Regions from separate parts of the Homo sapiens genome. Here regions 2 and 3 are each linked to region 1. The links are chromatin loops, found by intact Hi-C in ENCODE. Cell type or tissue: heart left ventricle. All regions are shown on one strand. Links, peaks and the distances in the headings refer to the core of each region. The heading gives the core; the rest is flanking DNA. Region 1 holds the start of TSHR (thyroid stimulating hormone receptor). Region 2 has its middle 15 kb from the start of LINC02308. Region 3 holds the start of LINC02308 (long intergenic non-protein coding RNA 2308).

Region 1 (7,573 bases), core at 1,502-6,501:
GACTTTTTTCTCCAAAGCCTATGACCATCAGGGGAACACTGGTGTGGTGAGACACACTTCTCATCTGAGAGTGGTGGCTTAAGGGTGCAGGCTCCATAGTTGATGATATGATATTCAAATCCTGACTTTACCACTTACAAGCTGTGCAACATTGAGCAAATTACTTCATTTTATTTTTGTGCCTCAAGGTCCTCATCTATAAAATGAGCATAATAACATCACCTACTTAATTGGATTTGGTGAGGATTCACTGGGTGAGTTCATGCAAAGCGCTGAGAACAGGACCCCCCGCCCCCGTAAGTAAACACAATATAATTGTTAGCTTTACATGTTTTACTTCTCTCATATGCTTTTCTTCAACAAAGAGTTCTACCGCCCCCAAAAGATTTAAAAATCATTTTTCTACTGTTGCAGATGGTAGTAGCCATTGTTCAAAGGAGACTACCATTTTGTTTTACCCACACTTTTTATCAGGTTTCTCTTTTCGATCTCAGAATAACTTTATTCTTCAGGACATACTACCTCCCTCTCCATTATTCTCAAGGGCAGATCCTCCTTGCCACTGTCTTTATGTCTTTTTCTTGTGATTCAGTGCCTTCCCTCAGACTATTCTCATCAGCATCATGTCATCACCTAGAAAGCACCTAGTTGAACATTCTCTTTTACCCAGAAGGAAATTTGGCTCCTTCCAAATCAGTCATCTTACACAATTTCATGGTTAGTAAAGAAGGGCTAAAGAGAATGCTGGTTTCCTGACTCCTGTTCCATTGCTCATTCTCCATTACCCTTTCTTTCTCAACTTTTGGTGGAATTTTAAACAGGATGTCTACGAGTTCCTTTTCACTGTCAGAGCCACATCTCTCTTCAATGACTTGAATTTCTGCCACTGTTAAAGAAGTCTCTGAAGAAGTGATGTCTTTGGATTTCTTTCTCCCCAACATAGAGTGGACATTCAGAGACCTGGCATATTCATTTGTTTATTTATTCACTTAAGTTTTTTTTTTTTTGTTTTTTCTGAGTGTCTAAGTAGTTCCAGGGTTTCAGGAATTCGGGGTTGAATGGCAGTTCCCTATGTTAGAGAAGCTTGTGTCCTGCTTGAGTGGGCATGCAAATAAATAACAAGTTACAAGAAAGTAGACAATGTCTAAGGGCTAGGGTTAGGTTCATGCAGAGAACGCTGTTGGGAAGGGGGGTATAGCTTACCCAGCCTGAAGGTCATGGGTCAGGAGAAGCTTCCTGCAGGGTTGATCCAGGATCTGGATCTGGGAGTAGGCATTAGCTGGGTGAAGAAATGGGTGAAATGTGCTTCAGGCAGAGGGGCCAGAAAGTGGGAAGAAAGGCAAGGGCAGCTGTAACAGCAGGGACCTTTGGGGAAGTGCCAGAAGTTCTCAGCAGGAGGGGGAAGTTAGAGAAATGAGGAGCAATGAGGTTGGAAAGACTTGACTAGGTCTTGAAAGATCTGGTAGGCTGCACAAAAGAATTTTATTCTAGAGGTGACAAGCAACCTATGTAGAGGTGTAATCAAGAGGCCATTACACCTTTTACACATCTTATTCTGTGGTGGCAGCATGGAGAATGACTACCACACTGTTTGGAGGTTATTGAACTAATTAATTCAGGTGTGCTAAGACACTAGGATATCTCTGAGCACAGAAATATATCTCTGTGCTCAAATATTCATCTACTGTTAAATAGTCTTCATGAGCTAAATTCTTGAGAAAATCTAGAGGTGCAACTTTCCCATTTCTTTTCATCTATCAACATTTTCTTTAATAACCTGCATTTTTTTTTATCTTAACTGGATTTAACCAGCCTAGGTTGTTTTACTGTCCTTTCTTTCTGTTCTCTTTTTAACTAATCAAGACAGACTTTATTCCCTTGGTTTTGTCTACAATTTCAATGATCACTGATTTAAATTGCTGTTAAGAAACAGGTTGTGTGTGTATAATCTTATTTAACATCAGGTTTCTAATCTGGTAACATTTAACATGCAGATAAATGTACTATACTTTTATGAAATTTCATTTCTTTATACCTCTATCACAAAGCAGGGTTCTGGACGTACTATTTCACTGGCAGTTCACATTTGAGTAAGTAACTTACAGATACTGTATAGACAGTTCATTTTAAAAAGGGCCCCTGCTTAAACCTTTGTCAACAATTTGATGAATCAGCAGAACTGCTAAGATAACCTCCCATCTAGAGAAACAAAAAGGAGAAATACATATTTTTGCAATTTTTTATTACCCAAGGTAAGATCAAAAAGGTCAGTTCCTGAGATGCCATTATCCTTATTAATTCAAATAAAACAGATTCAACCAGGGTTAGGCAAAGTGCTGAATAGCAGCTTGTTGGAAAGAACAGCTCTCACGGTCATTGTACACCAAAGTTTTGTAACATTTTCCTGTGTTGGGAATGAGGATGTCAACAATGATACCTTCCCAAGTGTGGGCGATTAAGTTTTTAGCACACACACACATCTACACACACAGACATTCACTCACACATACACACACTCACACACTACTTCGGGCTGTTATTGAGCTGCTTTTGTGCACTTCGGGCCACCTCTGCAGATGCCCTTGATCTCTGGGTCCTACCCTGATCTCTCCCGGGTACTCACAGAGTCTGCGTACTGGGCGGTAAGCTGGGGATGCGTTGAATATCCTTGCAGGTGACTCTGAAGTCCTCCTCCTGATGGCACTCGCAGGGTGGAGACGAACACCCCATTCCGCCCAGGTCCCTGGGCAGGTCGAGCAGCAGCACCAGCTGCAGCAAGTCCGCCGGCCTCATTTTCCACGGGACTCGGGGCTATTTCTCCATCCTCCGAAATCGCCTCATTCTCAGCTCTGCACCTCGGGTTACCCCAGGCCAAAGGAGACCCGGGAGCGGGAGGGGTGGGAAGAGGGAGGGCTCCAAGGGGCTGTGACCTCACCACTGTGGAGGAGGCTGGAGAAGGGGAAAAAGAGGCACTTAAGTGCTCCGCTTCCCTAGGCAACCTTGACCCAAACAAGTCTGCTTGCTTCACTTTCCTTGGCTGGACCCACGCAGTCCGCTCCGTCTGTTCCCTGACACCCAACACCAGTCCTGGCTGTCCCCTCTGTTTTCCAGCCCGCCCCCCCACCCCGGGCGCCCCTCCCATTAGTTCTCTCCAAAGCCTAGTTTAGATGCCCCCTCCTTTCCTCCTCTTTAAATCCAAGGAGCCACCTTCCCTAGCGTGTAGCCTTCTAGACACCCTGTCTGCCTGGGAGCCACTCGCACGCACTCCTTATCCAGAGAAAGTCCCCGCGGAGTGGACTGTCCGCGGGCGGACCAATGTCCTGCAGAACTTCAGCTCCTCCTGGCCAGAGACACCTCTGCTGAGGGTCAGAGGCGGGCACGCAGCCCTGGCTAGCCCGCGGTGCGGCCGAAGCCGTCGCCCTGCACCCCTGGAGGATTCTCGTTGCTATCCAACTGCAGGGGCCACTCCGGTGGTTGAGTCGACTGGCAGCGGCCGCCTCACGTTGCAGCCCGCGGCTCCGCGAGGCAATTCAGGAACTGAACTTTGGGGCCATCTGCTGGGAAGAATCGGGAATGGCAGAAATAATTCCAGGTTCCCTTAATAATGGGTCCAGTATGGAAATTCTGGTCGACCCAAGAATTTCATTGAGTCATATTCCCCCTGGAAGATGGGAAGAAAAATAATACTTAAGTGGCATACTCACCATTCTTCGCACAGTAGCCAAAAAGATCATTACAAACATAAATCAGATTGTGCCTATTTCCTTCTTAAAAGTCTTCAATCACTTATTCCTCTTGGGATAAAAGGAATGTCAATTCCTTCTATACTGCATAATTCCTTTTATATGAACTTGGCTAGGACAGGAAGGAAAAAGTTGTGGTTATGGGAATCAGAATAAAGGTTAGGAAAGATTGACTAGAAAAAGACAGGAGGGAACACACAGGGTTTCCATATCGTAATTAGGCTGGAGGTTAAGTGGATGTATACATTTATCAAAATTCATTAAACCGTACATTTAAAATATGTGTATTCCAAATTTTACAGAAGCTTTATTCATAACCACTAAACGAACCAAGTGTCTCGCGACTAGATAATGGATAAACAAACTCTGATACCTCCACATTGGAATACTATTCTGCAATAAAAATGAATGAACTGCTGATACAACATGCACAAATTTTCTTTTCTTTTTTTTTTTCTTTTGAAACGGAGTCTTGCTCCGTCGCCCAGGCTGGAGTGCAATGGCGCGATCTCGGCTCACTGCAACCTTTGCCTCCGAGGTTCAAGCAATTCTGCTGCCTCAGCCTCCCGAGTAGCTGGGACTACAGGCGCCCGCCACCACGCCCGGCTAATTTTTTCGTAATTTTAGTAGAGACGGGGTTTCACTGTGTTAGTCAGGCTGGTCTCGATCTCCTGACCTCGTGATCCGCCCGCCTCGGCCTCCCAAAGTGCTGGGATTACAGGCTTGAGCCACCGCACCCGGGCTTTTGTTGTTGTTTTTTTAAAAATTACCATGGTATTGTTATGGAACAAATCTTGAATGCATAATGTTAAGTGAAAAAAGCCAAACTCAAAATATTACGTATTTATATGTAATTATTCATATTAATGATTCATTTATATAGCTTTCTCAAAAAGGCAAAACCATAGGGACAGGAAAAAGATCAGCGGTTGCAAAGGCCTAGGGTAGGGCTGACTACAAATGAACACCAGAGAATTTTGTGGGTAATAAAACTGTTTTAAATCTTGTTCGTGGTGATGGTTCCATGGTAGTTTATTAATGTGGTGAATCATAGTGATCGATTTTCGAATGTTAAACCCACCTTGAATTGCAGGGATAAATCTCACTTGATCATGATGTATTTATCCTTTTTTTGTTTGTTTGTTTGAGACGGAGTCTCGCCCTGTCGCCCAGGCTGGAGTGCAATGGCACGATCTTGGCTCACTGCAACCTCCGCCTCCCGGGCTCAAGGGATTCTCCTGCCTCAGCCTCCAGAGTAGCTGGGATTACAGGCGCCCGCCACCACGCCCGGTTAATTTTTTGTGTCTTTAGTGGAGACGGGGTTTCACCATGTTGGCCAGGCTGGTCTGGAACTCCTGATCTCGTGATCCGCCCGCCCCAGCCTCCCAAAGTGCTGGGATTACAGGCATGCACCACCGTGCCCGGCCGTGTTTATCATCTTTTTAATATACTCCTTCATTGGATTTGCTAAAATTCTGTTTAAAAGTTTTACATAGACGTTCACAAGGGATAGTAGTCTGTTATTTTCTTTTCTGTAACTTCTTTGTCAAATTTTGGTATGAGGGCAATTAATTCTTCCATCACAGAATAAGTTGGGAAATATTCCTTCCTCTTTAAATTTCTATAGGAGTTTGTGTAGAACTGATATCATTCCTTTCTTACTTATTTGGTAGAATTCTCCAGTGAAGCTGTTGGAACCTTGCATTTTCCTTATTGGAAGGTTTTTAACTATAAATCCAGTTTCTAAACATAGATTTAGGGCTATTCAAGTCATATAATTCTTCTTGAGGTAGCCTGGGCAGTTTGTGTCATATAATGAATTGTCTATTTCATCTAAATTGTTGAATTTATTGGCATGAGTTTGTTCATAATATTCTCTTATCCTCTTATATTTATATAATCTATTCTGATGTCAACTCTGTCATACCTGATATTGATAATTTGTATCTTCTTTTTTTCACCTAAGTACTTTATCCAGAGGGTTATCAATTTTATTCATATTCTCAAAGAAGCAAATTTTTGTTTCTTAGATTCTCTATTTTTTTTTGTGCTCTATTTCATTGATATATGCTCTGATCTTTATTATTTTATTACTCTGCCTACTTGGGGTTTAATTGGCTCTTCTTTACTTCTTAAGGTGAGGTTTCTTAAGACTGAGGTCACTGATTTGAGGCCATTTTTCTTTTATAATATTGTATGTGTGTAGTGCTGTAGACTTTCCCTATACTACTTTAGAGACATCCCACAGGTTTCGATATCTTGTAATTTCATTTGTATTCAGTTTAAAATACTTTTTAGTTTTTCTTTTAGATTTCTTCCTTGATTCTTTAGAAGCATGTGGTTTAGTTTCCAAATATTTGAGGAATTCTCAGATATTCTGTTGTTAATTTGTAAATTAATTCTATTATAGACAGGGAAAATAGTTTGTATAACTTGAACACTTTTAAATTTAGTGAGACTCATTTTATGATTCAGAATATGGTCAATCTTGGTAAAATGTTCAGTGTGTACTTGAAAAAAAATAAGTGATCAGCTTTTGTGGAGTTGTGTGTTCTACAAATGTGATTAGGTCAAGTTGTTGATAGTATTGTTTAAGTCTTTTGTATTTTTGCTAACTTTAAAGTCTACTTGTCATATCAATTGTTGAGACATGGGTACTGAAATTTTTTACTACAATTGGGGATTTGTTTTTTTTCCCCCTCATTGCATTTCTATCAGGTTTTTCTTCATGCAATTTAAAGTTCATGTATTTTGAAGTTCTATTATTAGGTAAATACGTGTTTGGGACTATTATTTTCTTGTTCTCTTCATTGTTATTAAATGGCCTTCTTTATACCTTGTGATATCCTTTGCTCTTCAATCTACTTTTCTGTTATTGGTAGAGCCAATCCATCTTTCTTTTGATCAGCGTTATCATGGTATGATTTTTTCATACTTTAACCTCTTTGAGTTTTTATATTAAATGTGCAGTTCTTATAAATAGCATAGAGTTGGGTCTTGCTTTCAGTCTCGCCGTCTCTGCCTTTTGTTTGGTTTGTATAGATCATTTACATTTAATGTCATTATTCACATTACATTTAAGTGAATAATCTTGCTATTAGTTTTCTATTTCTCCATTGTTATTTGATCCAATTCTCCTTTTATTTTAAACATATGTTTGGAGTCATTAAGGAATTTTTATGATTCCGTTTTATCTTCTTTGCTGAATCTTAGCTATAACTCTGGTTATTATACTCATTGCTTTAAGGTTTATAGCATGTACGTTTAAGTTATCATAGTCCACATTCAGTTGATATTATACCAATTTATACTTGGTTTAAAAGAACCCTTCAACACTGTACTTGTTGAATGCTTGTTTATACTCCATTTCTCCTCTCCTGCCTAACCTTTATGCTTCCATCGCCATACATTTTACTCATACATAGGTTATAAATCCCATAATACAGTGTTATTATCTTTTAAAGGGATTCAAATAATAAGACAGTTACCCCTTCTGGTCTTTCTCATTCCTTAGTATTGATCCATATTTTTCACTGCTGTCACTTTCCTTTTGCTTGAATGACATTCATTAATTTTTTTGTCATACATATCTGCTGGTTATAAATTATTCCAGCTTTTCTGTGTCTGAAAAAGTATTACTTTTGTCTTCTTTTTAAAAAAGGATATCATCACTAGGTATAGAATCATAGATTGACATTATTTTTAACTTTCAGTACTTTAAAAACATTGCTTCATTTTCTTGTTGCTTGCATTGTTTACAAGGACAAATCTTATGTCAAAGTTTTCTTTGCTCCTTTATAATCTGCTTTTTTTTTTTTTTTTTTCTTACT
Region 2 (7,573 bases), core at 1,450-6,449, 510 kb before region 1:
TAAAATGAATTTAAAGATGAGTATGAATGAAAGACTGAAATGAAAGAGGCTGTTTTCCTCTGCGGGTCATCTTCACCATTGACTGAACACAATATGTGACAGATGCTAAGTGTTTTACATCCATTATTGAATTTAATCTTCAGTACTCCAGGATGTCAGTACTAGTCATGTCATTCTCATTTAACAGATGAGGCAACAGGCTTGGACAAGCTAAGCAACTTGCTCAAGGTCACTCAGCTAGTGTTAGTCATAAAACTCGAATTCAAATAAAGAACTGGGCAGGGCATGGCGACTCACACCTGTAATCCCAGCACTTTGGGAGGCCAAGGCAGGTGGATCACCTGAGGTCAGGAGTTTGAGACCAGCCTGGCCAACATGGTGAAACCCCGTCTCTATTAATAATACAAAAATTAGTTGGGTGTGGTGGTGCATGCCTGTAATCCCAGATACTCGGGAGGCTGAGGCAGGAGAATTGCTTGAACCTGGAAGACGGAGGTTTCAGTGAGCCGAGATTATGCCACTGCACCCCAGCCTGGGGGACAGAGTGAGACTCTGTCTCAAAATTTAAAAAAAATTGTCTTGGCTAAAAGCACCCAAGTTGTAAACTGTTATGTTATGCTGTCCCCTTAATACAGCTTGGTAAGGTTTACAGTGGAGTTATAAACGCAGTGCCCATGAAGGAACAGGAAAGAGTAACAACAAAATGAGCAACGTTTCTCCCAAGTGTGCGTCATCCTAGTCCATGCTCACAAGTGCTGTTCTATGCTTAGCATGTGCTGCTAAAGCAGTGTTTGCAGACATCTGCTGCTTTACAGTTGTAAAGACATAAAAAAACAGCTAGAGCACATCGGGATTGGCTTGTCTCTGCTCCACCATGTCTAGTGTGAGGTGAGATGGCTTGACTGGTTTGAGGAGCCATGTGGCTGGGACCGCAGCCTTTTTTCGTTTGACATACACCTGGAGCTGAACATCCAACATGGCTCCTTCACACACATGCCTGGTGCCCAGGCTGGGCTGGCCAGCATCACCCTCTCCACGTGTGGGGATCTCGGGGCAGACAAAACTGCCTCAGAGTGAGCACTCCAAGAGCCAAGATGGTGCTCAGGGGCTTCTTAGGACTAGACTTAGAAATCTCAACCATTGGCCAGGTGTGGTGGGTCATGCCTGTAATCCCAGCACTTTGGGAGGCCGAGGCAGGCAGATCATGAGGTCAGGAGATCGAGACCATCCAGGCTAACATGGTGAAACCCCACCTCAACTAAAAATACAAAAAATTAGCCAGGCGTGGTGGTGGACACCTGTAGTCCCAGCTACTCGGGAGGATGAGGCAGGAGAATGGCATGAACCCAGGAGGCAGAGCTTGCAGTGAGCCCAGCTTGCACCACTGCACTCCAGCCTGGGCAACAGAGCAAGACTCTATCTCAAAAAACAACAACAACAACAACAACAACAACAACAACAAAAACACTCAACCATCATTCCACTGCATCCTATTGGTCCACAGGTCACTTGGGCCAGCCCAGATTCAAGGGTTGCTGGTTGGAGAAACAGGATCCACCTCCCAGTGGAGGAGTGACTTGGGCATCCAAGGAGGGAAGGAGTGGATGGTGGCCCTCTTCAGATGAGGCTGCCACAATCACAAATTCATTCTTCTCCATGGTATCAGCAAACTTTATAGTTAGTAAATAGTTACGGAAAACATCAGCGTTTGACTTGCTTCTAGATCACATCTCTGTGTATAACTTATGCTATCAATTGCTATCAAGTGTAATACAGGGTGACACAGTGAATCGGGTATCAGCACTACCTTCAAGGACTCCCTAAACAGTGGCCTTCAGGCGCTTGGCAAGACTAACGCTACTTCCCTGGTTGGAATTTGTAAGAGCTTCTCATTTAACTGCTACCAACTCAGTTTGTCTACAAATTTAGAATGAGACCTCCCACATCCATTTACCTGAAATAGCTGAGCTAATGGAGATTAATGGAACTAACGGGGGAGTGTGTGCGTGAGCAGTATTCATCATACCTATTTCAATTCTCCTCACTGCTGGGGCCTCAACACTATGCTGTGCCTTTTTTCCCTCCCTCTGCCCTCTGCCCAAGCTCACTCTCCTCCAAGTCTCTGCTCAGACTTGCCTGACTGCCCCCCCATTAAATCAAGACCATCTGTTATACATCCCCCGTGTTTTCCCTTTATAGCACTTATTGATTATGGTATTTAATTAATCTTCATATCCCTATTGTTAAATCTCAAAAGGACAGGCACCAGTCCATCTCACCCACCAGTGTGGTGTGTGCCCAGAGCTTGGCACAATGTCCAACACTTAGGACTGATTAATAGTTGAATTACAAATTAGCCAGACATGATGGTGCATACCTGTAATCCCAGCCACTAGGGAGACTGAGGCATGAGAATCGCTTGAAGCCGGGATGCGGAGGTTGCAGTGAGCCAAGATGATGCCGCTGCACTCCAGCCTGGGCGACGGCCACGGAGGGAGACTCCATCTATATATATATTTGTTTGTTTATTTATTTATTTATATTTATATAAAATGGAGTCTCACTCTGTCACCCAGGCTGGAGTGCAGCAGTGGGATCTCAGCTCACTGCAACCTCCACCTCCCAGGTTCAAGCGATTCTCCTACCTCAGCCTCTTGAGTGACTGGGATTACAGGCACCCACCACCATGCCCAGCTAATTTTTGTATTTTTAGTAGAGACGGGGTTTCTCCATGTTGGCCAGGCTGGTCTCAAACTCCTGACCTCAGGTGATCCGCCCACCTTGGCCTCCCAAAGTGCTGGGATTACAGGCATGAGCCACCACGGCTGGCTATATATATATATATATATATATATATATATTTGAATTTGAATGAGCAGATGGACTTTCCAGTAGAAATAACATTCTGAAAGATAGTGAAGACCCAGAGTCATCTCTTGTGAAAACCTGCCTAAATACAAATGTACTTGAACGACTTATGTGGCACTGTGTACTTAACTAGCTACTTCATGTAAGATTTCTCTGAACTAGTTACCCAATCAATTCTCCCTGTTCCCAAGAAAGCAGGAGAAATCCCTCCTAGAAAAACAGCTTCAAGGAGGGAAAAGAAAGTGAGTATGTCTGGCAGGTGCTTTCATGGCCCATGGGGGACCCAGGGATGACAACTTCTACCCCGCAGTGGGGTGGCGGTGCTCCAGAAATTGGGTCAGGAGGGCTCTACATTGAAGGCAATCCACTGAAGTGACAAAGCCCTTTGCCAACCAAAAAGCAGGAAACACTGAGTACTTAAGCCACCGCTGAAAAGAAACCAAGGCAGCCCCCGCCCTCCTTGATACAGTGTGGCAATTCCACTCAACACCGCCTGAATGCTTATTAAGGCGAAGGCCTTGTGCCAGGAAGGAGGGGCACTGTGACGGAGCTGGGGGCTAACTCTTCCACGAATGCTACCTGGAGATGCTGTTGGGCGTGAATATTCTTACACGGGGCATGGCCTTTCCACGCATGTCTTTCTTCCTCCAGTAGGTTGACACTGTCATGAGATCATAATGATGAGAAATTGCAAGAAATATAGTTGGAGGATTTGCTTAGATTTTCTTAAAAGTGTTACCGGCTGGGCAAGGTGGCTCATGCCTGTAATCCCAACACTTTGGGAGGCCAAGGCGGGTGAATCATGAGGTCAAGAGTTCAAGACCAGCCTGGCCAACATGGTGAAACCCCATCTCTACTAAAAATAAAAATAAAAATAAAAATAAAAATAAATAGCCGGGTGTAATGGCGTGCACCTGTAATCCCAGCTACTCGGGAGGCTGAGGCAGAGAACTGCTTGCAGGAGGCGGAGGTTGTGGTGAAACAAGATCGCGCCACTGCACTCCAGCCTGGGTGAGAGAGCGAGACTCTGTCTCAAAAAAAAAATAATAATAAATAAATGAAAGTGTTACCAAGTAGTGATACTCTGGCCAAAGTACGATTAAAAACTGAAAACCAAGACGTTTTAATATCTCTTTAAGGAAAGCGCTGCACCCCCTTCTTAGGATTTTATGGCTGGAGGAGATACACAGCTGTCATCATTCTGTCTTCCTCCCCCAAGCAGCCTCCACTTCTTTTGTTTCTGTAAAAAGGAAGTGCAGGGCAGAGAAGAACCGAATTCACAACTCAGGCAGTTTCCTTTTGCTCTGTTTAGCATTGCTTCTCTCAAAGATGCACAGTACATTGGATTGGATCATAGTATAGACGGTCCAAGCTCCTTTTTTGGGTTGAAACGCAACTTATGTCTCACTAATCTTTTTAAATCTGCGACTACCGGTTCCTCGGAAAAGTATGACTGCAGTTACCGTAATTTCCACTAGAGGGCACAAAAGGGCTACATCTGAGGCAAAGTTTAGGCGATAAAACTTTCTGGGTTTTTCGAAGTTTTTCAGACGTCTTTTCTGGGGTAGGCAAAATCTGAGGGACAGGTGCTCCCCAGATTTCCTGGAATAAAATCACTGTAACTACTAGAAACATCACAAAATGTTAAAAAGTACACTAGGCCAGCAGTGTGAGTTGTGACGTGTACACAGCTTTCTGGCTGATGTCGCTGAAGAATGAATGTGACGTTCCTCTGTAGGCAAGTGATGCACCCCCTGCCTCTAGAAATATTTTCGTCATCATCGTGACTAAATGATGGCTTCCATAAAGAGATGTCTTAGGCACTGGCACCTGTGTGTGTAGCCTTATTTGGAAAAAGTTAAAGATCACCAGCTGAGATATTCTAGATTATCAGTGTGGGCCCAAAATCCAGTGACAGGTGTCCTTATTTTTTAAATTTTATTATTTATTTATTTATTTATTTATTTATTTATTTATTTTGAGAGGGAGTCTCACTCTGTCGCCCAGGCTGGAGTGCGGTGGTGCGATCTCGGCTCACTGCAACCTCCACCTCCTGGGTTCAAGCAATTCTCTGCCTCAGCCTCTGGAGTAGCTGGGATTACAAGCACCTGCCACCACGCCAGTCTAATTTTTGTATTTTTTGTAGAGACAGGGTTTCACCATCTTGGCCAGGCTGGTCTTGAACTCCTGACCTCGTGATCCACCCGCCTCGGCCTCCCAAAATGCTGGGATTACAGGTGTGAGCCACCATGCCCGGCCAACAGGTGTCCTTATATGGGAAAGGTGGAGGGAGATTTGACACACAGAAAAGGAGAAGACACAGAGCAGAGGAAAATGCTTTGTGAAGATGGAGGCAGAGATCAGAGTTCAGCTGCCACAAGCCATGCCAGGAGCCACTAGGAGCCGGAAGAGGTCAGGAAGGGTTCCCTTTTAGGGCCTCCGGAGGTAGCACAGCCCTGCAGACACCTTAATTTTGACCTTCTGGACTCCAGAACTATGAGAGAATAAGTTTCTGTTGTTTTAAGCCACCAAGTTTGTGGTGTAATTGGTTACAATAAGCCTAGGAAACTAGCACAGTCATCCTATACCGTGAGTGGTCAATGGGAGCGATGTGACTCCAAGGAGGAGAGAATGGGCTCCCGGTAGGGTGTGAAAAAGTCCTAGATATTACAATGGTTTGTCATCCTCCAAGAGGTCCTATAAACAGCTTTATGTATAAACATAAACAGATAGACAGTATATTTGTGGTATTAAAGTTTTATACATAGTGGGGAGGAGAAGGACAATTAGGAGGGGAAAATGTCTAAAAGGGCTCCTTAGAAGAATTCTTTTTTAGGATCTCCCTCGTCTCCCTCTGCCTCGTCTCCCTCTCCCTCTCCCTCCCCCGTCTCCCTCTCCCTCCCCCGTCTCCCTCTCCCTCCCCCGTCTCCCTCTCCCTCCCCCGTCTCCCTCTCCCTCCCCCGTCTCCCTCTCCCTCTCCCATCTCCCTCTCCCTCTCCCTCTCCCTCGTCTCCCTCTCCCTGTCCCCGGTCTTCCTCTGATGCCACCAAAGTTGTGAAAGCGGAGGCTGGACTGTACTGCCGCCATCTCGGCTCACTGCAACCTCCCTGCCTGATTCTCCTGCCTCAGCCTGCAGAGTGCCTGGGATTGCAGGCGCGCGCCGCCACACCTGACTGGTTTTTGCATTTTTTGGTGGAGACGGGGTTTCGCCGTGTTGGCCGGGCTGGTCTCCAGCTCCTGACCGCGAGTGATCTGCCTGCCTCGGCCTCCCGAGGTGCCAGGATTGCAGACGGAGTCTCGCTCACTCGGTGCTCAATGTTGCCCCTGCTGCAGTGCAGTGGCGTGATCTCGGCTCGCTACAACCTCCACTTCCCAGCCGCCTGCCTTGGCCTCCCAAAGTGCCGAGACTGCAGCCTCTGCCCGGCCGCCACCCCGTCTGGGAAGTGAGGAGCGTCTCTGCCTGGCCGCCCATCGTCTGAGATGTGGGAAGCGCCTCTGCCCTGCCGCCCCCTCTGGGATGTGAGGAGCGCCTCTGCCCGGCCGCGACCCCGTCTGGGAACTGAGGAGTGTCTCTGCCCCACCGCCACCCCATCTGGGAGGTGAGGAGCGTCTCTGCCCGGCCGCCCCGTCTGGGAAGTGAGGAGCCCCTCCGCCCACCAGCCGCCCTGTCCGGGAGGGAGGTGGGGGGCGCCTCTGCCAGGCCGCCCCGTCTGGGAAGTGAGGAGCCCCTCTGCCCGGCCGCCACCCCGTCTGGGAGGTGTACCCAACAGCTCATTGAGAACGGGCCATGATGACGATGACAGTTTTGTCGAATAGAAAAGGGGGAAATGTGGGGAAAAGAAAGAGAGATCAGATTGTTACTGTGTCTGTGTAGAAAGAAGTAGACATGGGAGACTCCATTTTGTTCTGTACTAAGAAAAATTCTTCTGCCTAGGGATGCTGTTAATCTATAACCTTACCCCCAACCCGGTGCTCTCTGAAACATGTGCTGTGTCCACTCAGGGTTAAATGGATTAAGGGCGGTGCAAGATGTGCTTTGTTAAACAGATGCTTGAAGGCAGCATGCTCGTTAAGAGTCATCACCACTCCCTAATCTCAAGTACCCAGGGACACAAACACTGCCGAAGGCCGCAGGGTCCTCTGTCTAGGAAAACCAGAGACCCTTGTTCACATGTTTATCTGCTGACCTTCCCTCCACTATTGTCCTATGACCCTGCCAAATCCCCCTCTCCGAGAAACACCCAAGAATGATCAATAAATACTAAAAAAAATAAAAATTTAAAAAAAAAAAAAAATTCTTTTTTAAAAGTTGAGAGGCCAGGCGCGGTGGCTCACGCCTGTAATCCCAGCACTTTGGCAGGCCAAGACAGAGTGAGACTCCTTCTCAAAAAAAAAAAAAAAGTTAAGAAATGCAGTTCAAGGCGAGGAGCAGTGGCTCACGCCTATAATCCCAGCACTTTGGGAGGCCGAGGCGGGCAGATCACTTGAGGTCAGGGGTTTGAGGCCACTGCACCCAGCCTAAATAAATTTAAATAAATTTAAATAAATATTTGAAGAATATTAATTTGCAACTTTTCTCTTATTAGCCTACCCAGGGCACCGTGTTCAGCCCTAATCAGTTGTCTTATTTTCTAAGATATTCTTTCTTTCTTTCTTTGTTGGAAACATACATTTAAAAAGACAAAAGTTACCTAATTATCACTCA
Region 3 (7,573 bases), core at 782-5,781, 500 kb before region 1:
TTTTTAAGATAGCGTTTCACTCTTGTTGCTCAGGCTGGAGTGCAGTGACGTGATCTTGACTCACTGCAATTTCTGCCTCCCGGGTTCAAGCGATTCTCCTGCCTCAGCCTCCTGAGTAGCTGGAATTACAGGCACCTGCCACCACGCCCGGCTAATTTTTTGTATTTTTAATAGAGACGGGGTTTCACCACGTTGGCCAGGCTGGTCTCGAACTCCTGACCTCAGGTGATCTGCCCACCTCGACCTCCCAAAGTGCTGGGATTACAGGTGTGAACCACCACACCCAGCCAGTGCATCTTCTTAAAACGTTAGTAGCTGGCTGCAGTGGCTCATGCCTGAATCCCAGCACTTGGGGAAGCTGAGGTGGGTGGGTCATTTGAGCCCAGGAGATCAAGACCAGCCTGGGCAACATGGCAAAACCCCATCTCTACAAAAAGTACAAAAATTAGCCGGCTGTGGTGGTGCACACCTATAGTCCCAGCTACTCAGTAGGCTGAGGCAGGAGGATTACTTTAACCCAGGAGGCGGAAGTTATAGTGAACCACAATGGCGTACTGCACTTCAGCCTGGGCAACAGAGCAAGACCCTGTCTCAAAAAAAAAAAAAAATAGTGATAACAAAATTACTGTGTTCCCCCTTGATATCACCAATTGAAGGATTCTCTCATTAGTTGAATTTAGAAACCTGATAGAATATATTATTTTGCCTACAGTTGTAAAATCTTGGAGTAAGGTTTTATCACCTTGGGGTTTTTCATAATACCTGCCCAACTGGAAGAAAACTACACTGAGCTCAAAAATGGAACTTCCTGGACTCCTCATTTTCATTTCTCTGCTCAAACACACACTTAATTCCCATATAGCCACGTGTCGATTATCCACCCTGTGGTTTATTTCATTTTTCACAACTGTCACAGTAACTTTGTCCTTGAGCAAAGAGTCACTGCCTGATGTGGTGAATATTTTGAGGCCAAAAATTTCCCCCAAATATTCCTGCCATTAATGACTCATTTTCTAGGCATAGAGAATCATAAGCCAACAAGGAGCTCTTTACACATTCAATTTCCTGAATCCTTCCCCTTTTTGTCATTAAGGTTGTCACTCAATTAGATGACACACTACAGTCCACTGAAGCTTCAGTTAAGCTCTCATCTGGACTCAGTCATCGGTTGCCATCAACAAGTATGAAGTGAGTGCTGATTACAAATTCATGGACTCCACGCGGGCATTAATCTTCATAGTAGTGCATGATTTAGTCCAAAGCCCCTGCGAGAGCTTTTTGGTGATGATTAACTCCTATATAATCATGGGGTAGAAAAAAAAAACCATGAGGGATCCCTGACATTCTTTTCACAGAGTCTAGAAACACTGTAAATACAGCAGCATGTCCACAGCTGTTAGCCATCAGCAATGGTGACATTGTTGTGTTGGGATTGTTGTTCTATCACCTTGAATTCATCAATATTTGAATTTTTAATATTTGAAAATAGGATTCTCAAGAATAACTCAGTGCTACCACCCTGACTCGGGTGGATGAACTCAGACCTCCCTCTAGGCTGTGTGGTCCAGCCAAGAGCGGAGAGACACTCTGGGGATCTGTGGGTAAAGAAGAGGATGTGGCCCTTCCTGTTTAGGTATGGAGGTTAGTGGGGGTTGTGGTGGGTCAGGAGCCCAGGGCTGATTAAAAGGGAGGCCACAGTGTAGGGGTCATGGGGGTCAGAGCAGCAGCAGCAGACCCTCTAAGAGGCTCTCTGGAGTGGAGAAACCAGTTCCCCAAGTGGGTCTTCTACAACCACCGTTAATGGCCAAAGGTCTACAGTGCAACACCAGGCTCCAGCAACAGAAGGCTGGAATTCTAGTCTTCCGGCTTGAACAGGTGCCAGCGTAAAGCTGTTTCACTTGCTTCATAAAGCTCTCTCTTCATAGCTCTTGCTGGTACCCAAACCCTTAGAGATGATCAAATTGTTGCATAAGATTTATAAAAGACAATTTTTATTGAATTAATTGGTTGTCATTTTGCCCCCTAGAGAAAAATAGCTAGTTGTACACTTAGCAAATGGAAGTCTTCCATTTCTCTGATGCTTGTGAAAACGTGTGTAAATTTCCAAACTGAAGCAGAATTAAGTAAAAATGTGAAATGCCATCTGTCAGATTGATTCTAGATGCAATGATAAAGAAATTTATCATTAAGGTATGGGGTAGGTCCCAGAATCACACAAAGAAAAGCTGAATATGCAGACAGGGCTGATTATTTAATTGAAATTATTATCCCCGCTGATGGAGAAGAGGCAGCACTTCTTGTAAGAGGCAGCAGTTCTATTCAAGATTCAAATCTCTAGGCCCACCCCTTAGCCAGGAAGGGCAGGGCACTTGATTGGCAGCCTCACAAAAGCTGTGTGGATTGTGGGAGGAAAAGAGAATCCAGGTGCTACAGCCCAAAGAAAAAGAAAGAGACTGTCCGGGCGTGGTGGCTCACACCTGTATTCCCAGCACTTTGGGAGGCCAAGGCGGGTGGATCACTTGAGGTCAGGAATTCCAGACCAACCTGACCAACATGGTGAAACCCCGTCTCCACTAAAAATACAAAAATTAGCTGTGTGTGGTGGCGGGCGCCTGTAGAACCAGCTGTTCGGGAACCTGAGGCTGGAGAATCCCTTGAACCCGGGAGCCGGAGGTTGCAGAGAGCAGAGATCACGCCGTTGCACTCCAGGCTGGGCGACAGCAAGACTCCATCTCAAAAAAAGGTGAGGGGGGGACCCTGAGCAGGCAAAAGCCATAGATATCCATTATTAATACCAAATTCATTTTGTGCTCGTATATCATTTTACTCAGGCAATCAACAACATTTATTTAATGTCGTTGATCATCATTTAAGAACCCAGAATGTGCAGGGCCTTAAACTAGGGGTTCGAGTCTTTCCTTTGATCAGCTGACAATCTAGCTGGAGAACAGGCACATTAACACACGTAGTAGAAACTGAGCTATAACCATGTACAGCTGAACATACTTACCCAAAAAATGATATAACTGAAGCAGAACCTGCAGCTAGGATCTCTTTGTGACTGTCCCTCTGACAGTCTGAGATGGGAGAATGTATTGCAGTGGTTCCAGTATTTGCCATATATTAGGTCCTTTTTGAAAAAAAAAATTGAAGGACATTCATGTAATGTCCTATTTTTATGTATTCAGGTAATGAACTAGGAAAGCCACAAACCCATTTGCCTGCCCCTTGTAATAATTCTGACTTCCACCAGGGGACCTCAGCGCGTGTGTTTTTAACCACAAGTCTGCGGAATGGGACACCGTTCAGAATAGTTTGACAATGTGACTTGTAATCATTCACTTAATTTGTTTACAGCTCTCCGTGCATCACTAATGTAAGGATAGACTTTGAATGACTGTCTTGGAGACATCTATGGGATAAAAGAGAAGCATGGGCTCTGGAATCTGAAGATTCTATTCCATTTCTGCCTCTGTGTTGTGGCTGTGTGATGCTGGCAAATTACAGACCTCAAGTTGAAATAATGAGCATCATAATTACCCATGCCCTGCCTTCCTTAAACTGCCCCCATCCCCAAACTTCTACGAGGGCTCACAAAGAAGCTGCTTCACTCACCCAGTCGCTGCCCTGCATCCCTGTCCAGAACTCTGCCTGCACCCTGCCCCACCCTCCCAACTCTCTCCTGCCACGTCTGCAGCTCTGCAGGCAGAGAGGGATAATTCCAAACCGCAGCAATGGACAGGGACTCCGGGCAGCAACTCAAGGGCACAGTAACAATAATGGATGTTAAGTGCTTATTCGGGGACAAGTAGATCGTAGCTGCTCCATGATTTATTCCTGTCCCCTATGAATATTCTCCAAGTAAAATAAAAGGTTTAGATCTGCGCTACCGCATACAACAGTTACTTGTCCCATGTGGCTGGTGCCAGTGAGGCATGCTCTAAGTGTAAAACCCACACAGTCTCCAAAGACTTCACAGGAAAAGCAGATGGACAATATTGTTTTAGTCCACGCAGGCTGCTATAACAAAGTACCACAAACTGGGTAGCTTATAAACAACAGAAATTTATTTCTCACAGTTCTAGAGGCTGGAAAGTCCAAGATCAGGGCCCCTAGCAGATTCTGTGCCTGACAAGGGCCCACTTTCTGTTTCACAGATGGCACCTTTTCTTTCTATCCTTACATGGTAGAAGGGGTGAGGGAGTCTCTCTCAGTCCTCTTTTTTTTTTTTTTTGAATCAGAGTCTCGCTCTGTTATCCAGGCAGGAGTGCAGTGGTGAGTGGTGTGATCATGGCTCATTGCAATCTCCGCCTCCCTGATTCAAGCAGCCATTCTCCCACCTCGGCCTCCTGAGCTCAAGTGATTCTCCTGCCTCAGACTCTTGAGTAGCTGGGATTACAGGTACACACCACTAGGCCCGGCTAATTTTTGTATTTTTAGTAGAGATGGGGTTTCACCATGTTGGCCAGGCTGGTCTCAAACTCCTGACCTCAGGTGATCCGCCCACCTCGGCCTCCCAAAGTGCTGCTATTACAGGTGTGAGCCACCACACCTGGCCTCAGGCCTCTTTTTAAAAAAAATTATTTATGTATTTATTTATTTTCATAGAGATGTAGTTTTGCTATGTTGCCCCGGCTGATCTCCAACTGCTGGCCTCAAGTGATCCTCCTGCCTTAGCCTCCTGAGTGCTAGGATTACAGGCCTTTCCTATAAGGGCTCTAACCCCATTCTGAGGGCCCCACCCTCATGACCTAATCACCTCCCAAAGGCCCCACTTTCTAACACCATCACTTTGGAGGTTAGGATTTCAACATATAAATTTTGAGGAGAAACAAACATTCAGACCATAGCAAGTACTTTCATTAATACTTTTTGTTTGATTATATGTTCAGATCATAATAGATTTGATATATTAGGTTAAGTAAAAATATATTATTAAAATTAATGTAGCTACTGAAAGTTTCAAATTATATGTATAACGTACATTATATTTCTATAGGAGGACAGTATTGGTCTTTACACAGATTTTAAGGTTCTGTCCTGCTATGAGGTTCCATGATTCAAATACGAGCAGTCTTAGAGGGGAAAAGAAGTTCCAGGCAAGCCTTGCACTTAGCCATCCAATCCTAGGGAATTATCCTACAGAAACACACATGGGGATCTGCACGATGCGTGTATGTTTGTAGTATTGTTTGTAGCATGAAGAAAAAGGCTGAAAACAAACTAAATGTTCAACAGAAAGGAACTGGTTAATAAATGATAGTACATCCATGGGACATGTACAGGCATTAAAAAGGCAAGATATTTCCCGTAAGAATCACCTGAGACACTTATTAAAAATATCAATATAGGCCAGGTATGGTGGCTCATGCTTGTAATCCCAGCACTTTGGGAGGCCAAGCTCAGAGGATCACTTAAAGCCAGGAGTCTGAAACCAGCCTGGGCAACATAGCAAGACCCTGTCTCTACAAAAAAATTAAAAACAGCCAGGTGTGGTGGCACATGCCTGTAGTTTCAGCTACATGGGAAGCTGAGGTGGGAGAATCACTTGAGCCCGGGAGATTGAGGCTGCAGTGAGCTACGATTGTGCCCTTGAACTCCAGCCTTGGGAACAGAACAAGACCCTGTTTCTCTCTCTCTCTCTCTCTCTCTGTCTCTCTCTCTCTCTCCACACACACACACAAAGACTTCCCCAGGTGCCTCCCTGAGAAATTCTCATTCAGCAGGTTTGAAGTGAGACCTGTCAATCTCAATGTTTAAAAAGCACCCCTGAGAGATTCTGATTTCCAGACAAGTTTCCAGACACTAAAACAATTGGTAAGTATATATAACTGCATGGAAAAAATATGCAAGATAGTGTTTGGACTTATATTCTATGATGCATTTTTGTTTATAAAACAGGATTGCATATGTATGTTTGTGTGTAGAAATACACACACTGATGTATAGAAAAGATTTGGAAGGACATAAGCCCAGCTGCTATAGGTGATTACCTCTTGGAAACGGGAAAAAAGAAATGGGCTTTGCATTTTTACTTGCATACTTCAATGTTTGTTTGTTTATGCATCACTTACAGGAGGGGGACAAGAACCCCCTCGTGATTTCATCAGTTCCCAAGTGTTTGGGGAGGGTGAGCAATGGAGGAAGCCAGGGGTGAGGCAGTCAGCTGCGCTCACAGCCATGGCGTCACACCCCAGGGACTGCCCATTGTGAAGTCCCTTGGGGTGCCCCCTCCCTGCACTCTCATTCTTCCCACTAGCCCCAGACGGGCTCTGCCATCAACCTGCAGCTCCTCCTGAGCTGCGGCTCTTCCCGCTCTGCCCCCAACACAAGGAGAGCCCCGACTTGGGAGGAGGGCTTTTCAGATCGCAGCTTGGCCTGAGGCAGAGCCAGAGCGATGAGGTCACCCAGCACAGCTGCTAACTATTTCAAGGAAACAGGTGGTGGCTCTGGCCTTTTCATGGGCTTGGAGTTTTCTGGGAGAGGCCTCTTCAAGGGCGTCCTTGAAGCCCAGCCATGGATGTCCCTGTGGTTGGGAAAGGGGAGCTCAGGGTAATGGAGTATCCTCAAGAACCTGCAGATATTACCTCCCTCCAGAACCGTGGTCTCAGCCCTGGCTGCATATTCCTTCAACGGGAGGGCTTTAGAAATGCTGTGCCAGAGCTGCACCCCAGACCAACAAAATCAGACTCTCCAGGATGCGGCCAAGGCATCAGTATGTGGAAAGCTTTCAGGTGAGTCCAATGTGCAACCAAGGTTGAGACCACCGGTCCAACCCTTGCAACTAAAGGCCCTGGACCAGCAGCATTCCCTGGAAGCTCGTTAGAAATGCAGAATCTCAGAATCTGCATTCCAAGATCTCCAGGAGATTTGTGTGCAAAGAGCTTGGAAACGCTGCTGCTACAGGTAGACGTGGAGCTAGAGGATAAACACGTAGGCTCTGGGGAGTGCAAAAGGGGTGAAATGCCATCTAAGCCCTTGACTTCTCCCCCTTGATGTAATGAAGATAACAAAATCTTCATCTTGGATTGTGGTGATGATTCAGCTTGACGATGTCTGTACCTGGTACTTAGCACTCAGTATATATGAGCTTCTATTTTGTTAGGATCGTTACTGTTTTTAATCCTGAAATGCAACCTGCTCAGTTGGCCAGCCTGCTATGAGCATGTGCTGGCTGTGTTTTTTGTCCAGCTCAGCCCTCGTCCTGCCAGCATCAAATGTCTTTTCTCTCTGGGAACTCAGACACAGGGACCAGAAAGTTCATGGCTCAATCCAGACTGTCTCCGATCCCAGAGTTGTTTTTCCTGTGAAAATCATGTGATTGCTCCATCGCTAGGGAAAGTCAAACAATAAAAGGGTGTAGGTTCTCGTAATTGCTGTGGAAGCTGCAAATGTGGAGTGTTTCTGTGCCAGCTGGAGAGGAGAAGGATTTGGGAAGGAGGGTTCCAAATCCTGCCTCCCAGACTTATTGGTTGTGGTTCAACTCTGGACTGAGAGTCTGAGGAGGTGGCCCCGTGAAGATTGGAGAATCAATCACTGATCTGCGACAAACAGTGCATAGCATCAAGCAATT

What was found. A loop is a pair of places that touch in the nucleus more often than their neighbours do. Peaks named below come from ENCODE experiments on the same cell type or tissue, not always from the same donor. Only the 100,000 strongest peaks of a DNase experiment are listed, where the experiment ranks them.
Region 2: it touches region 1 in a loop (6-fold over the local background); 30 of 110 quality-filtered maps call a loop at or near these places.
Region 3: a loop joins it to region 1, with 5 times the contacts of the local background. A loop is called at or near these places in 30 of 110 quality-filtered maps.

What each region holds. Positions count from the first base shown.
Region 1 is chr14:80,950,901-80,958,473 of GRCh38, reverse strand. TSHR (thyroid stimulating hormone receptor) reads right to left here and starts at 2,853. Exons shown (of 10, transcript NM_000369.5): 1 at 2,624-2,853. The coding sequence starts at 2,793. It also overlaps a transcript of CEP128 not described here. In heart left ventricle, for the core only: CTCF peaks have their summits at 3,361 and 3,560 (motif pointing left); a DNase peak (open chromatin) is centred at 3,473; H3K4me3 peaks cover 919 bases; H3K27me3 peaks cover 868 bases.
Region 2 is chr14:81,461,462-81,469,034 of GRCh38, reverse strand. No RefSeq gene overlaps it. Among named protein-coding and RNA genes, the nearest start is that of LINC02308, 15 kb to the right of the region's middle. In heart left ventricle, for the core only: a CTCF peak has its summit at 4,339 (motif pointing right); no DNase peak of the experiment used is centred there; H3K4me3 peaks cover 758 bases.
Region 3 is chr14:81,449,050-81,456,622 of GRCh38, reverse strand. It overlaps LINC02308 (long intergenic non-protein coding RNA 2308), which reads left to right and starts at 6,466. Exons shown (of 3, transcript NR_109999.1): 1 at 6,466-6,734. RefSeq lists an enhancer at 6,169-7,143. In heart left ventricle, for the core only: a CTCF peak has its summit at 3,251; no DNase peak of the experiment used is centred there; H3K27ac peaks cover 185 bases.